Linked DNA regions of Homo sapiens: region 1 is linked to region 2. Evidence: chromatin contacts called from ENCODE Hi-C or POLR2A ChIA-PET data. All regions are on one chromosome and are shown on one strand. Each heading gives the region's core, a stretch centred on a gene start or an enhancer-like site at or near the end of the contact. The rest is flanking DNA. Distances are from core to core; before and after follow the strand shown.

Region 1 (5,182 bases), core at 1,056-3,555, 600 kb after region 2:
AGTTAATGTTTGCTCTCTCTAAGTAGACAGTTTAGTATAGCCAGGTAAGAACTGGGCTTTGAAACTAAAATGTTTGGGTTTGAATCCTGGCTTTGCTATTTACTGTGTGACTTTGGGCAAGTCACTAATCTCTTTGCTTTACTTACCCACCTATAAAATGAGTATAATAATGGTACTTTACTTCATAGGGTGGTTGTGAGCATTATATACTTAATATATGTAAAGCATGAAAAACTGTGGATTTGTCATTATAATTGCTATTAGTCTGTGAGGGAATGGAGGGCAAGGAATCTAGTCATGTTTTTTGTTTTTTAAACCTCTTCCCTCAGCTTCTGATCAGAGCATTCACGTGGGTGTTAAATAAATGCATGTTAGCTACCTTAAGCATATTGGGAGTTTTTGTATCACTGAAGTAAGACTTGAGATTTGTGTAAGCCTGGACTAGTCTGGTACCAGAGAAGTCTAGAAAGGTAAAAACTGAGATAGCATCAGATTGATTTTAGGACCTAGCACAGCTTGTTTAAAAAAGTCAGTCAAGACAAATAAGTGCTGAGAGAAATGGGGGTCAATGAGTCTAATTCCAAATGAGCTTTCTCATCTATTTTAAGATCTGCTTCAAACTTCCTCAGACAAAAATCTGGCCTTTTAAGGAAAGTGCAGAGAACATGCCTTCGTGGGCTTAGTTTGAGGGAATAGGGGCTGCATTTCACCCTGGAGGTGGCTACATGAATTCGTGAACTGAGGTGACAACACTGACTCTCTCCGGAAGAAAAGATGCTATCTCTTCACGGAGTTTAATTACAATGGCACTACTTGAAACAAGCTGCAGCAGCAGCAACAACAAACGCTACTGTTAACCCAGTCACAGCTCAGCTCAATATTCAGATTAGAGAAAGCAAGAACCATTTTTTTCCCTGGGACACCCTTCTCTACTCAAATACCCGCTGAAAAAAAAATTCTGAGACAAGCACTAGGGAGTGGGGAAAGCGGGCAGAGATGAACAATAACCCATATTCAGGGGTTAGAAAAATAATATTAATAAATCATGGTAGGTTTTTTTGTTTGTTTTTGGCAGCAACTTGCCACTCTTCAGCATCATCCATCAGGAAATCTAGGTCGGAAAAGTGTACCAACTGACCTTCCAAATTTTCTGCATTTGGCAGATGCAAATCACACAGTCCATCCCCGCCCTCAGCACTTGGACGGTATCAGGGAAACGTAAGTATCAATGGAAGAATCTTGAAGTGAAAAATAAATAACTGGTCAGGTTAGGGTTAGTGTTCTTGTGTGCAAGGGAGCTAGTGAAGTTTAGGCTTTGATGCGCACCCACAGCGTCAGCAAAGGAGGAGGAATTAAGGGACAGCATGGGCCGAAAAGCCCCCGAGTTTTGAGGTCAAGCCAACGGGCTGGGTCTCCGGTATCCTAGGATCTGCCCTGCACACAACCTTTGGCAGTTTCTCGGTTTGAATCTCGCCTGTACATTTCCAGACGAGACACTGTCTTACTGAGCGTTCTCACAGCGCCTAGCTCAGAGCTGACCGCAGAGCCGGCTCTCAATAACATCGAGACGCAAAAGCAGCTTTTGAGGTTAGGGGCGGAAGGGCATCGGTTTTACTTATTTCAAGGCTGGCGCTCGGTGCAGCCGGATCCAACTGCCAGCACAATGTTCCCGATCACTTCTCGCTTCCATTTCAGCCCAGGAGACGTCGGGAAACCCACAGGACCCGCTAGGGGCTAAGCGGTTAAGCCGCGTCCTTCAGGTGTCAGTCTCGATCCGTTCGGAAACCACAACCTCCAGAATCCCTTGTGCCAGGAGGCCAGGCCGCAAATAAGATGGCTCCAGAAGGGTGGAACATACAGCGGGGGGGGGGGGGGGGGAACTTAGTTGTTGGCAGTTTCTTCACGGGATGTGTTTAAATTGCCGAGTCCCCACATACGCGCCACCCCACAAATCTCCTTCGAGGCCGTGGAGGCCACACGGCTGCCGCCTCGCCCTCTCCTCCAGGAGTATGCTGGGATTTGTAGTCCAGCAGCCGGACTGTGCCGAGCTACCTTTCCCAGCTTGCCCTGCGGCTCGGGTGATATCAACAGTCTTTTCCAGAACTCTGTCTGCACTGAGACCCTCTTCCCCCAGTCCTCTTCTCGCGGTCGACTCCTTCCCATCCGTGGCGACAGAACGGCGGTTGCAGGAGAGGCCCCGGTCCCTCGCCGCGCCGCCCCGAGGGGCACTTCCGGCGGCGGTTCACTTCCTGGTTGGGTGGATGGAGCCGGGCGGGAGCGCGCGCGGGGGAGGGGCGGCGGGTCAGTCTCCGCCCGGCGCTCCCGGGATCAGCTGGCGGGCGGGCGGGAGCCGAGCGCGGCCCCGGCTCTCGCTGCAGCGCCGCCTCTTCTCTGCGTCGCAGGCCGGCCCGGCGGCCGTGACAATGTCGCGGGGCTGGTAGCAGGGCGCCGGCCGCCGAGCCGTCTCAAGTGGGTGCTGCCAGGATGCCGCCTCGAGGGGCGGCGGGGAGACCCGGGAGGAGCGGGAGGCAGTGCCCGGGAGGGTCGGCGCTGCCGGAGCAGCTCGGATCCCTCCTTTCTCCGAGCTCCCGGCTCGGGGGTCCCGGGTTCTGGGGCCGGGGTCGCGTTTTCAGCCCCACGGTTTTTCTCGCCGGGAAAATACATGAAGCGTTTCCCCAGGATGATGGCTTTTGCTCCCCCTAGGACTCAGCGGTTGAATTTTTAAGCGTGTTACTGATTCATCCTCTCTTTCTTCCTCTGTCATCACAGGTTTAAACTTACACGAATCGCTTTCTGGAGGAGGAGGGGACCCGCTGCGCGATTGACACGCATATTCCTATAGGCATCCTCCCTCAGCCCCCACCCCCACGGCCGGATTCGGGTGGCTCCTCTCCGAGGTGAAATCTGAGAAGAAATCCTTGGATCTCTTTTCTTAAAAAAAAAAAAAAAAAAAAAAAATCTAGAAACCATCGGTATTTTGCTTTGCTGCTCCCTATTCGCAAGATGAAGAAGTTTTTCGACTCCCGGCGAGAGCAGGGCGGCTCTGGCCTGGGCTCCGGCTCCAGCGGAGGAGGGGGCAGCACCTCGGGCCTGGGCAGTGGCTACATCGGAAGAGTCTTCGGCATCGGGCGACAGCAGGTCACAGTGGACGAGGTGTTGGCGGAAGGTACGGTGGGGCTCAATGCGCCGTAAATTAAAATCTTGTGCTGATGCGGCAATACTGTGGTTTCTAGTTGTTGCATGTATGAATGGGCTTTGACCAGTTGACCCTCCCTTCCCCCTTCACTTGCCCTGTGAGTCATTGTCCTTGAGAGATTTAAAATTGAGATTTGAAAGTGACTGGGCTTATGGGGGTGTGGGGAGGTTGCCGAAATTGTTTACGTTAGTGGCCTTTTATTTTTATTTTTTTAATATTGAGAAGCCAAATTTTGAGGATCACACAAGAAAACGTATGTGTGAAAGTGTAAAGCTTTATGCCAAAGGCAGGGTGATGGGCTTGTCATCCTCCTAAAACTTAAAATCTTGATGTGAAGGCTGAAGGGTGGGGGGACTTTTAAGAAGAGAGGGGTTTCTCCTTCTCCTACCCAACTTTCCCACTTCCATGAGCAGGCATTGGAAGGAAGAGAGGATTTTCGGAGAACGTGAACGTGTTTTTCCAAGGGCCAAGGCTCTTGGTGGATTTCACTAGTAGATTTGTTTCCTGACCCAACTGTAATCAGGTCCCCAGGTTATAGCAAAGATAACAGAAATTACATAAAACAAATGTGGTTATTTTGAACTCAGTCTAGTAGGCCCCTCTTCCTTCTCGCTTTAGGTTTTGTTTTTTGTTTTTTTAATCAAAAGAAAAATTACTTGAGAGTGGCTCTGATTTTGTTTTTTCGCTATCAGAGAGGATGTTATTTAGATCTGCTGCATAAATTCCCTCTGTGTTTCATCTGTGTGTCTATACTCACGTAGATATACATCTTGATTCCCCCAGGCTTTCGGGAAATCTTTGCATGTCTCTTTTGGTAACCTTAACCTCGACCTTCATAATTATGCCAGACTCATACTTTTCACAGCCCTTCGCCTGCCTAGTGTGCTTTTATTTTTAATAAAAGCAGCAATTTCCTTGGCATGAAGCAATTCAGACTGATTGGATGGGGCCAACCTGCTGTAGGTTGTGTTATAGACCGAGAGGGGTTGGAAGAAGGGAGAGGTCTCTCTTACTGCAACATGGTGATGGTAGGGAACAGTTTTATTAGCAAGGGAAGAGAGAAAGCTAAGAGGCCTCTTTAAAAAGGGGCCTTTTGCAAGCTAAAGTTGAAGCAAGGGTCCTGACCTGGGCCTGGGAAATGCTTACCATGGTGGATGTTGCGGGCTGGTGGGTGGGTTTGGAAGAGGAAGAAGCTGTGTTTGGCTCTCAGCTTGTGTAAGCACTGGATTCAGCAGGGCCCAGTTTTCTGGGAATAGAGTTGAAGTCTGTACTTTAAAAACATGATTTTTAAAAAAGATCTCTGACAGTTAATGTCCATGTGAAATTATTGCTCTTCCAATCTCAGTACTGTTCTAGCTGCGCTTTATCTGGGGCCAGAGTCACTGTCCCCTTGGATCTTTCCCGTGGACTTTGGTGCAGGCTAGGAGATGCTTCTGTGCCCGCTGCCAGATCCGCACCCTTGAGTCTGATCTGTCTCTTTCATCCCTGTGCCAAAGCCCTTAACTGCAGTGGGGTGGAGAAACAGTGAAAAGGAGAGTGTGTCAGAGAGAAATCAGGAGAAACGAAGGGCCACAGAACACTTTCCTCCCCTCTGAATGGCCTCTGCTGACCTTATAGCCCACGAGCGTTTTGTTCAGCTAGGATGTTGTCTCATCACGGATGATGCTGCCCTAAGCGGTGCATGTTCTCCAAGTGTGAGAGAAGTGATAGGGAAAAGAAAAGGCAAAATTGGTCTTTGTTACCTAGGCTGCCTTCCTCTTCTCTGGGATTCATCTTTGAGAACTGCGCATCACGTATTGTGATATTTTTACACAGAATTTAGGACTTGTAGCTCTGCATTTATTCATTCAACAGTTTATGGAGTTGCCTGTGAAGTGCCAGGTGCTGTGCTAGGCTCTGGGGGTATACTGTTAAACTAGATGCTAGCTTTTACCAACTGCTTTAAGAGATGGAAAATAGCCAGTTATAGTGGATTGGTAAATGCCA
Region 2 (5,823 bases), core at 2,088-4,587:
CCGGGCATGGTGGCACATGCCTGTAATCCCACCTACTCGGGAGGCTGAGGCAGGAGAATCGCTTGAACCCGGGAGGTGGAGGTGGCAGTGAGCCGAGATCATGCCATTGCACTCCAGCCTGGGCAACAAGAGCGAAACTCTGTCTCAAAAAAAAAAACTAGCCAGGTGTGGTGGCTCACACCTGTAATCCCAACTACTCTGGAGGCTGAGGCACAAGAAACGCTTGAGCCCAGGAGACAGAGTTCACAGTGAGCCAAGACACTGTCACTCTGGGTGACACTCTGTAAAAAAAAAACAAAAAACAAAAAAAAAAACCCTAAAAATCCCAAGTGTATACATGTGCATCTGTATAGAGTAAAATGTGGAATATTACAGATGAATCTATTAATATTACTTACCTCAAAAGGAGGAAGAAGATACATTTTTAATATTTTCCTTATGTATCCATTTCATTTCATTTGTAACACTAAGCACGTTGTACTTTTGTAACTTAAAAACTACTTTAAAAAAAGTACTTGTGCAATATCCATATAATGGAGTTTTATTTGGGAATAAAAAGGAATGAAGTACCGATACACGTTACAACATAGATGACCCTGAAAAGCATAATGTTAAGTGAAATAAGTCAGTTACAAGAAACCATATATTACATGCTTCCATTTATATGAAATGTCTAGAATAGGCAAATCTATAGGGGCAGAAAGACTAGTGGCTGGGACATGGAATGGGATGAGGGACAGGGAGTGTCTGCTAATTGCTACGGGTTTCCTTTTTGAGGTGAAGAAAATGTTATAAAATTGATTGTGGTGATTGTTGCACACACACCTCTGTGAATAAACTAAAAACCATTAAACTGAAAAACACTTTATATGGATGTCCCAAAAAGGTGTTTTTAAAACACCATCCCCATTAACATTTGTTTTATTCACCATCAAAAGACTAGTACTTGATATCTTTGAAAATAATCTGAAGAATGTGTCAGAGACTCTAAAGACAATTCCAAAAATGAAAAATCCAGAATGTATACAGTCTGAAGAAACTACTTTAAAGAGGACATCACGTTTTTGTTTTTTTGGTGTTTTGTTTTGTTTTTGAGGAGTCTTGCTCTGTGGCCCAGGGGCTCACTGCAACCTCCGACTCCCGGGTTCAAGTGATTCTCCTCCTACCTCAGCCTCCCGAGTAGCCGGGATTACAGACATGTGCCGCCACATCTGGCTAATTTTTGTATTTTAAAGTAGAGACGGGGTTTCTCCATGTTGGCCACGCTGGTCTTGAACTCCTGAGCTCTAGTGATCTGCCTGCCTCGGTCTCCCAAAGACTGGGATTACAGGCGTGAGCCGCCCCGCTCAGCCGACATCACGTTTTTCGATGTGTAAATTCTCCTATGTTTAAAAAATATTTCTACAACTTAAATAAACTTACATCATAGATATTTTCCAGTTCAACACTACAGATCTGATTAATAGCTTTTCAATAACTGCAAAATAGTCCATAAAATGAATGTTCCATCTGGGGGCAGCGGCTCACGTCTGTTATCTCAGCACTTTGGGAGGCTAAGGCAGGCAGATCACCTGAGGTCAGGAGTTCAAGACCAGCCTGGCCAACATGGCAAAACCCTGTCTCTACTAAAATACAAAAATTAGTTAGGCTAATTTAGGTGGTGGCGCACGTCTGTAATCCCAGCTACTAGGGAGGCTGAGGCAGGAGAATCGCTTGAACCTGGGAGGCAGAGGTTGCAGTGAGCCAAGATTGTGTCACTGCACTCCAGCCTGGGAGATAGAGCGAGACTGTCTCAAAAAAAAAAAAGAAAGAAAGAAAAAGAAAAAGTTCCACATGTATTTGGTGTAAATTGAATAAATTACCATAAGTGGCATTGATGGATATTCAGGTTACTCCATTTTTTTCTACTGTAAACAATGCTGCAGTTGTATCTTGGCACATAAATCTTTATAAATTAATTGTTTTATTTCTGTAGGATAGATTCCTAGACATAGGATTACTTTAGTGACATATATATATAATAAGCAATGTGAAATGCATACAGAGTATACTGAATCACATTTCAGAGCTCTAATTTCTCTGCCTCCTAAAGTTGGACTGAAGTTTATGTATCTTTTGACTTGTTTACTTTTAAGATTCTTGTGACCAATTTGCATTAAATAGCTGGGGTTTTTTGTTTGTTTCTTTGTTTGTTTTTTGAGACGGATCCTCGTTCTGTTGCCCAGGCTGGAGTGCAATGGCAAGATCTCGGCTCACTGCAATCTCCACCTCCCAGATTCAAGGATTCTCCTGCCTCAGCCTCCTGAGTAGTTGGGATTACGGGCCCCCACCACCACATCCAGCTAATTTTTGTATTTTTAGTAGAGACAGGGTTTCGCCATGTTGGTCAGGCTGGTCTCGAACTCCTGATCTCAGGTGATCCGCCCGCCTCAGCCATCCAAAGTGCTGGAATAACAGGCGTGAGCCACTGCCCCCGGCCTAAACAGCTATTTCTTAAATGCTTTTCAATGTGCAATCAATACACGGAAGAAATGCAAATATAAATAAAAATCTGGCATCTGGAAATATCCTCCCCGCGCTGAAAAATCTGGCTAGCACCAACGACGCAAATTCTTAATAAAATCCTTACTTTTTTAAGTAAAACTTTTTTTCTTTTTTCTTATTTCTTAAGTAAACATTTTAAATTGAAATTTTTTTTCTGTACAGAGAAAGTTGAAACATCCATTCCTATGTTTGGGATGAGAAAAGATAAATTATTTATGTTATTGGAAAACAGAAGATTACAGACTGTCAATAAACTTTTACTTTTAAATGAATAAATAATACATGACAATTCTTTTCACATGAGAGAACGTCTGCTTCTATTTCCTCCTAAAATACTGTGGCGGCTGGGCATGTCAACAGCGCCGCTGGTGTAGTGGTATCATGCAAGATTCCCATTCTTGCGACCCGGGTTCGATTCCCGGGCGGCGCATAGGCGTTTTGCTTCTCGCTCGCTAAAAACCAGATAGCTTGAAGAGTCTTTATATATCTTTCCAAAAGAGGAAAGATTTAGGCTTTTTACTGTCCCTGAAGGTTTCCACTCCCTCATAATTCGCGGTCGAAACACTCGAATCCGCAGCCAGAAGACAAAAAAGTTCACGCAAATCGTGAAGTAGTTAATACTTGCGCCTGCGCAGTCTGAGGCGTCCCTCGCGTCGGGTGGAAGAGCGGCTGCGCAACAAGTGAACCTATGGATTAAGGTGTAGCCGGGCGGCCCGGAGGTTGAGAGTGCAAGATTATTCTGCGCCTGCGCGGCCCGGGTAACTTTGCTGGCTGCTCCTAGGCTCCCGGCTCGCCGCCATCTTGTATTGGGGTTTCATTGTTCCCGCTGGGCCGGGCGGTTTAGTGTAATTGCCGCCGGAGGAGGAGGCGGAGTAACCTCTGGTCAGCCGAGAAACCCCACTATCCTGTAGCCATAACCGCTTAAACGATTTGGGAGGTAGTGAAGGGCAGGGAGCTGGACCTGGAGGCGCCGCCGCGACAGCAGCAGCCATGGAGGACGAGATGCCCAAGACTCTGTGAGTCTGGGGCAGCGATGAGGGAGGCGGGATGGTGGTCGTCCCGGAGGGAAGGCCTCGGCCCTGCGCCGCTCCCAGCCTATTGTTCTCCGTGGACACCGCGATATCGTGGTTTTTGTTTCCTTAGCATGCACCTGGATGCTTACAACCAAGACCCAATCTGTGAGGACGAGGTGAAGGGAGACGGGGCTCAACCCTCTCAATTAATCCCTTCACTTTAGCAACACCATTGCATGACCTTTGCTCTCGCCACGGGCCCTCTGTGGTCTTAGACCTGGAGAAAAGACTTTAATTCAGACCTCTTTTTAGAACTCGTCGAACCTTCCTTTTGTCCTATGCTTTCTTTCCTTTTCCCGCTTCTCCCCCTTTTTGATTAACCTCTTCTTATCTTTACAGCCGTCTCCCTTTAATTTTACTTTTGATTTCCTACTGAAATTCTTCCTTTCATTTTCTTCTCGGTGATAAGATTTTTTTTCCTCCTCGAGGGTGCTTGTACTCATTTTCAGTGCAGTAAACTTTATTCTTGCAGTTGCCAATTGGAAAAAAGCCAAGCATTTTTCTTTAACCTCTGGCTTTCCTTCTGTAGCACCCACCGACCAAAAAGCCTAACCAGACACCCCAAGGATTTGGAAATCTCACCCAGAAGGAATATATCAATTGAGGGGAAATGGATTTAATATTATTTTTATAGTCGTTTACTACTGTTGTGATTGACATGGTGTTGAACGAGCGGGCTGTAAATGCCCTAACATATTTACAGAGAATTTTTAGAGATAGCGTTAAATTACCGGAGCGTGGATATTTTCTTTGTCGTGTGGCTTCCCCAACTGCGTTCTTTGTTTTTCGAGGTATTATCGGATGAGTTGATCCTGCCTTTGTTGGCATTTCTCGGAAGAAGAAAAGCTCAATGAGTTCTTGACATAGCTTTTTGTTTTTCTTGGATGACATAGCTTTTTGTTTATATTCTTGGAATACTGGCAGTTTGAGAGCTCCATGCATTAAAAATGCAATTTTAGGTTTCTCTTTGCAGCTCTCTAATAAAGTTGCTCTGAAGTACGATGTAATTGTTTTTTTACCTCCAAAATTTTTCCACTTTTAAGTTGCTATTTCTTGTCTATATTGGAAATGTGGTTACACTTGTTTTCTTAATAGATTGTCAGTTAATCTGTTAGTAACCTTGAAATTTCTTTTCTCTATTCCTGAGGCTCAGAAAGTATCTTTTCAGTAGGACGTAGCAATTAGTGCATGACCTTTGTTTTAGGAAAGATTGTATCTGTAGATGAATACTCCCTAAAAAACTACTAGCCTCACGGTGTTGGTGGAATCTCTTCCCTCTTGCCTCTTAGCTATGACAGTCATCAGCATTTTGGGTTAAGGCACTGCTCGTGTTTTATAATGTAAACTTAATATTCTCAGTATTAGTTTGAAAATGTTTAATTTTAGAAACTGCAGAAGTATCTGACCACTTAACTTTTTAACTTTTTAATTTTGTTTTTACTTTTTAATTTTTTGAGATGGAGTCTCACTTTGTCACCCAGGCTGCAAGGCTAGAGTGCAGTGATGCGATTTCGGCTCACTGCAACCTCCACCTCCTGGGTTTAAATGATTCTCCTGCCTCACCCTCCCAAGTAGCTGGCACTACATGCGGGCACCACCATGCCCGGCTAATTTTTGTATTTTTAGTAGAGATGGGGTTTCACCATGTCGGCCAAGCTGGTCTCGAACTCCTGACCTCAGGTGATCCGCACACCTCGGCCTCCCAGAGTGCTGGGATTACAGGTGTGAGCCACTGCGCCTGGCCTGTCCTCAACTTTTAACTATTACATTTATTACTTATTTTGCCTTGTATCCCTCACTAATACACCCCATCCAAGAAACTCTTCCTCAAAGTAGTCATACTGTAAAAGTCTTCTCTTGTTTCTACCTCCCTCAACCCAAACTCCCATTTTTCTAGTCAGGCAAACCTTGACCAAACATGAGGGTACTAATCCCTAAGTTTTCCTAATAGTGTTTTTAATTTTAATGTAAGATTTTTGCTTTAATGACCCTGGAAGTCAGAGGCTTTTAATATATGTTCTTAGCAGAGTTCTTAGCACATTAAAAACACAGCCTCTCAATATATGTTCTTAGTGTGGTCCATGGTAAGTAATCAATACATTTGTTTAAGAAACTGGTATAATTGGCTGGGCACAGTGGCTCACGCCTATAATCCTAACACTTTGGGGGGCTGAGGAGGGTGGATCACTTGAGGGCAGGAGTTCAA

The links. A loop is a pair of places that touch in the nucleus more often than their neighbours do. ChIA-PET counts read pairs that join two places held with the same protein, here RNA polymerase II (POLR2A). Pooled maps may share reads with other maps.
Region 1: a map of gastrocnemius medialis shows a loop between it and region 2 (5-fold over the local background). The contact joins the promoter of AAK1 here to the promoter of TIA1 in region 2. A Hi-C loop is called at or near these places in 1 of 168 maps with a recorded cell type or tissue (gastrocnemius medialis), 13 of 37 single-sample maps with no recorded cell type and 14 of 50 pooled maps. POLR2A ChIA-PET finds 5 or more read pairs at or near these places in 5 of 52 experiments (CD8-positive, alpha-beta T cell, HCT116, Panc1 and 2 more).

What each region holds. Positions count from the first base shown.
Region 1 is chr2:69,640,862-69,646,043 of GRCh38, reverse strand. It overlaps AAK1 (AP2 associated kinase 1), which reads left to right and starts at 2,305. Exons shown (of 22, transcript NM_014911.5): 1 at 2,305-2,469; 2 at 2,770-3,166. The coding sequence starts at 3,004. It also overlaps a transcript of ANXA4 not described here. RefSeq lists enhancers at 519-1,121, 1,877-2,146 and a silencer at 2,227-2,556.
Region 2 is chr2:70,246,142-70,251,964 of GRCh38, reverse strand. TIA1 (TIA1 cytotoxic granule associated RNA binding protein) reads left to right here and starts at 3,337. Exons shown (of 13, transcript NM_022173.4): 1 at 3,337-3,560. The coding sequence starts at 3,535. It overlaps TRG-CCC2-1 (tRNA-Gly (anticodon CCC) 2-1), which reads left to right and starts at 2,904; the gene lies at 2,904-2,974. RefSeq lists enhancers at 2,941-3,755, 3,756-4,571.